Linked DNA regions of Homo sapiens: region 2 is linked to region 1. A link is an interaction called in ENCODE POLR2A ChIA-PET data of the cell type or tissue named here. Cell type or tissue: MCF 10A. All regions are shown on one strand. Links, peaks and the distances in the headings refer to the core of each region. The heading gives the core; the rest is flanking DNA. Region 1 has its middle 38 kb from the start of MIR222HG. Region 2 has its middle 34 kb from the start of LINC01204.

Region 1 (2,922 bases), core at 188-2,687:
AATTGCTTGTACTAGAATTTCAGTGGAGGAAATTCCACGTTTTGCAAGTATGAAAGTCTGATATTAAATATCACAAACAAAAATTCCATTTCTTAGCGTACATGTCTCAGATTTAATTTCTCTATGTTCTCTGTGGTTTGGTTGTTTTACCTCCCAAGAAAAGCTTTCGTGAGACCACTCTTTACAAAAAGACAAACTGCCTTCACAGATGAATGGGTAAACAAAATGTGGTATATGTACATAATGGAATACTATTCGGCCTTAAAAATAAGGAAATCTTGTCATCTGCTATAACATGGATGAACCTGTTGGACATAAAGTTACATGAAATAAGCCAGACACAGAAAGACAACTGCTGCATGATTCCCTTTATATGGGGTATCTAAAGTATTCAAACTCTTAACAGAAAGTACAATGGTGGTTGTCAGGGGCTGCAGGGGAGAGGAAAATGGGGAGTTGTTCAATATACTTTCGGTTTTGCAAGATGAAAAAGTTCCAGAGATCTGTTGCGCAACACTGTGAATATATTAACACTACTATACTGTACACTTAAAAATGCTTAAGGTGGGAAATTTTATGATATGTTTTTTGCCACAGTTTAAAAGGTACCACCTTCATGCTACATTTTGGATACTCTAAATCGCCAAGTCAGCATTTTGATATTTAAAAATAAAGCAAATATTTGGGTGACTTATATCTTAACTGAAAATGAAAACCCTAAAATTAAATTGCTTTGAAGATTCAAAAAGGATAATTAAGAAGCACTTGAAACCATTGCTTGAGCCAAACCTTGTCATTTTAAGCATGCATGACATTTTCATAGCAGGAAGGGTCCTGGCATTCTTCTCAAATGGTATGTGTGGTATGCTGAATCGGCTTCTAAATCAAACGAGGCTGCTGATATGTAGCCTTTTAGCAAAAGAAGGATATATCACAAGACAGCCTTAGAGACTGAACACTGTGGCTATTATAACAAAGCGGCAAAATGAATCATTCATGCGTAGAGGGAGTATACAAGCATTACTAGCTACGGCTACTTTTTGAATGGTTCCCGCACCGGTTCCCCCTCTACCAAACCTCTCTTTACTCTCTCATTACTGTAAACACTAATCCATCATCCGTTCCTCTGAAACGTAGACGTTTCTCTAAGGAGACAACATTTGTAGAAACAATAACTCTTAAGTTGAAAGAGCAAAGTGGCAAGGCAAACTTATTCACACAGCCTTCCGTTCAGAAAAGCTAAACTCAAAGGAAACTGCACAGTTCTAAAGCTCGTGATTTCAACTTTCCACTGTAAGAATTATAATGTAAGGGAAAGAATTGGAATGCTGAAGACTATTTCCCCTATAACAGAAATCTGATGAACATTTCTGTAACTTGGCTATGGAGATTAAAAAACAAGTACTATATAACTGAATTTCCCAATAGCTCATGACTCCTTAGCTTTTGGGATCTATGATTCAGAACATTCTCCTTTTGCATTTCACCAGAGGCATTAGTGAGGTATGTGAAAACATGAACAAGATAGGAAATATATTTGCATAGTTTCTGTATGATTTGCATACTCCTCCACAAACTGTAATCTATTGAAAACACACACACACACACACACACACACACACACACACACACACAGAGTAAAGGTTAGTTTCTGAACGCCATAAGGCATGCCATGATTTTTCTTACTTCTGCCCCCGTCTCAATTAATTTGTACCTAATGCCACTATCACTGACACAGAGTACCATCTTAGAGGTACAGGAGATGAAAAACCAAGGAGAAGCAACCCTGTGAGGCTTTGTCCAGGGCAAGCCTTCAGTGCACATACTGGCCTAAGAAAGGCTGCGGTAGGTACATACCCAGGCACATTCTGGCAGGGGTCTGAGAAATAAAGGAGAGAGAACAGAACTGAACTGCAACGTCATGGTTCAAGCAATAATCTGTGTCCCAAGCTATAATCAGCAAAGTCTCCCAAATTCACATGCTGTTGAGCAAAAGAGAGGCCTTAACTATGAAGTGTGCAAGGCCTGGCCCTGCCCTTCTCATCCCTCCTCATCCAAAGGCCCCCTCCTTGCTCATACTTCATCACCCATCTTCTCCAAATCTAGTCATAGGAGCTGCTACTAAATGACTCTACATGGTACTTGTTCAGGGAAGTTGAAGCTCTTGTCCTCTCGGGAGTGTGTTCCTGTTTTAACAAAAAGTATCAGGCCGGGCATGGTGGCTCACGCCTGTAATCCCAACACTTTGGGAGGCCAAGGCAGGAAGATCGCTTGAGACTAGGAGTTCAAGACCAGCCAGGGCAACAAACTGAGACTCCCCGTCTCTACAAAAAACTTTTTAAAAAATTTAGTCAGGCATGGTGGCATGCGCCTGGGGTCCTAGCTACTCAGAAGGCCAAGAAGGGAGGATCACTTGAGCCCAGGAGATCGAGGCTACAGTGAGACATATGATGGTACCACTGCACTACAGCCTGGGGAACGAGGCAAAACCCTGGTCTCAAAAAAAAAAAAAAGCATCAAAAATCTTCCATCAAGAAAGACAGAAGCCCTGGGTGAGGACTCCTAGGGGCCAGAGACAACTGCTCCCGATGGCCAAAGCCTGTTCCCACCCCCTGAGCAGCACCAGGCTCCTGACAACAGCCCTGATGCACAAGTGGCAGGGCTGACATGAATGAACTGCTTCTTTCTGGTACTGTGCAGTCATGTACACCCCCCACCCAACCCCGTAAACTTCTTCCCCCTCTCAAATCAGGCTGGGTGTGCCACATGGTGATGTGAACAGAGTACCTGGGATCCTCAGACCAGAGGTTCAAACTCAACACCAAAGCAGACAGCAGGGCCTCCTCAAACCAGCCCTCTCCCGTCCCTGTCTAAATAAAGGAACACAAGAAACACATTTAACAACTCTTAGAATGACCTGGC
Region 2 (2,922 bases), core at 265-2,764, 270 kb before region 1:
TAGTATTTCTATATACCAATAGTGAACAATCTGAACAAGAAATCAAAAAAAAATTCCATTTACAATAGCCACAAATAAAATTAAATACCTAGGAATTAACCAAAGAAGTGAAAGTATCTATAATTAAACCTATAAAACACTGATGAAAGAAATTGAAGAAGACACAAGAAAATGGAAAGATTATTCCATGTTCATAGATTGGAAGAATCAATATTGTTAAAATGTCCATACTACCCAAAGCAATCTACAGATTCAATGCAATCCCTATCAAAATAACAATGTCATTCTTCACAGAAATAGAAAAAAAAATCCTAAAATGTATATGGAACTACAAAATACCCACAATAGCCAAAGCTATTTGAGCAAAAAGAACAAAACTGGAAGAATCACATTACCTGACTTCAAATTATACTACAGAGCTATAGCAAGCAAAACAACATGGTACTGACATAAAAACAGACACATAGACATATGGAACAGAACAGAGATCCCAGAAAAAAAATCCACACACCTACAGTGAACTCATTTTTTACAAAGATGCCAAGAACATAAATTGGGCGCCTCAAATTGTGAAACTCCTGCAAGAAAACACTATGGAAAATCTCCAGGATATTAGTCTGATAAAATATGTCTTGAGTAATACCAGACAAGCACAGACAACCAAAACAAAAATGGACAAATAGGATCACATCAAGTTTAAAAGCTTCTGCATAGCAAAGGAAACAATCAGCAAAATGAAGAGAAAACTGACACAATGGGAGAAAATATTTGCCAACTACTCATCTGACAAGGAATTAGTAACCAGAATAATATAAGGAGTCCAAACAGCTCTACAGGAAAAAGTCTAATAATTCAATTGAATAATGGGCAAAAGATTTGAATAGACATTTCTCAAAGGAAGACACACAAATGACAAACAGGCATATGAAAACGTGCTCAACATCACTGATCATCAGAGAAATGCAAATCAAAACTACAATGAGATATCATCTCGCCTCAGTTAAAATGGCTTATATTCAAAAGACAGGCAATAACAAATGCTGGTGAGAAAGAATGTGGAGAAAAGGGAACCCTCATACACTGTTGGTGGGAATATAAATTAGTACAACCAGTATGGAGAAGAGTTTGCAGGTTTCTCAAAAAGTAGAAATAGAGCTACCATATGATCCAGAAATCCCATTGCTGGGTATATACCCAAAAGAAAGGAAATCTGTATATTGAAGAGATATCTGCACTCCCATGTTTGTTGCAGCTCTGTTCACAATAGCCAAGATTTGGAAGCAACCTAAGTGTCCATCAACAGGTGAATGGATAAAGGAAATGTCATATCTATAATCAATGGAGTACTATCCAGCCATAAATAAAATGAGATCCTGTCATTTGCAACAACATGAATGGAACTGAGGGTTCATCATGCACGTGAAATAAGCCAGGCACAGAAACACAAACATCACATGTTCTCACTTATTTGTGGGATCTAAAAATCAAAACAATTGAACTCATGGAGATAGAGAATATAAGGATGGTTACCAGAGGCTGGGAAGAGTAGTTGGGTCAGGGTAAAGGGTAGGTGGGGATGGTTAATGGGTAAAAAAATAGTTAGAAAGGCATAGAGAATAAGGATATGGACATAGAGAGTAGAAGGATGGTTACTAGAGGTGGGGAAGGTAGTTGGGTGGGGGGAATGAGGGGGAAGTGGGGATAGTTCATGAGTACCAAAAAAAATAGAAAGAATGAGTAAGACCTACTATTTGATAGCACAACAGGGTCATTATAGTCAATTATAATTTAATTGTACATTTAAAATAGCTAAAAGTATAATTGGATTATTTGTAGCACAAAGGATAAATGCTTGAGGGGATGGATACCCCATTTCCATTGATATGATTATTATGCATTTCCTGCCTGTATCAAAATACCTCATGTACCCCATAAGTATATACAGTTAAATATATACACTGTGTACCCACGAAAATTAAAAATAACAAAAAGAATTGGAATAAAGAACAAAGGTGATTGACGAAGAAGTACATAAAATTACGATTTTATGAAAAGGTAAAAAATTCAGTTAAATATGTGTTTTCAATTCTGTGATGTTAGGTATGATGTGATTAACATTTTCTCAAAGAAGAACACAATTGCATGTTTGTTCTGGCATCATGTGGACCCAATGAATGTGAATCTGACTCAATCATGCAGTCCCCAGCATAATATTCTCCATACATCAAGACCTTTAAAAGACCTTCTTGACAGTGATAACACTCATCTTCTAAGAAAGAAAAATAAATTCAAGTGCCAGCTGCAGGTCTCATTCATGAGCTTTGAGTATGTTTTTTCTCTGAGCTGAACTTGATGAACTCTTGGCCTCTTAACCAACATCTGCAAGAAACTCAATAATGCCAAATGTATTCTAGGTTTTATGTATAATTTTATGGGCCACAGAGAAAAATCAGGTTGAAAAGCTGATTCTTTACAGCATTTCATGTGAATACTTCCAATAGAACCATCTCGCCTCTAAGTCTCTTCTTTGAGCTTCCAGCCACTGGCTCTCTCTCCTTACACAAACTGTGCTTCGAACAGTGCCCAGTTAGCTTCTTATCCTTGGTCCTCTTTTTTTATGGAGTAGATTCTTTCTCTGTTGAGGACTCTGGGCCTTGGAGACTCAGCCTTCCCTCTCTGTGTCCTTATCCAAGTATCTTCTCAACAAAGCTGGTTTCTGCCTACGAATAAATTTTTCTTCTAGACACTAACATCAATTTTTCTACTTTTAGGCATTTGCAAGGAAAGATCCCTTGCCTGTTGGAGGCTGGGATGTGGGAATCAGATTTCTTGGCTCTAAGTCTTGATTATGTATGTACAAATCCTTGGACACTTGTCTCCTGGAATTGTGCCCCTCTTTTCCCATAAAGCATTTGCAGCAGA

Evidence for each region. ChIA-PET counts read pairs that join two places held together with the same protein. Peaks named below come from ENCODE experiments on the same cell type or tissue, not always from the same donor. Only the 100,000 strongest peaks of a DNase experiment are listed, where the experiment ranks them.
Region 2: POLR2A ChIA-PET joins it to region 1 with 5 read pairs; 2 of 35 experiments call an interaction of 5 or more read pairs at or near these places.

What each region holds. Positions count from the first base shown.
Region 1 is chrX:45,807,287-45,810,208 of GRCh38, forward strand. No RefSeq gene overlaps it. Among named protein-coding and RNA genes, the nearest start is that of MIR222HG, 38 kb to the left of the region's middle. In MCF 10A, for the core only: no CTCF peak of the experiment used is centred there; DNase peaks (open chromatin) are centred at 495 and 1,475.
Region 2 is chrX:45,537,487-45,540,408 of GRCh38, forward strand. No RefSeq gene overlaps it. Among named protein-coding and RNA genes, the nearest start is that of LINC01204, 34 kb to the left of the region's middle. In MCF 10A, for the core only: no CTCF peak of the experiment used is centred there; no DNase peak of the experiment used is centred there.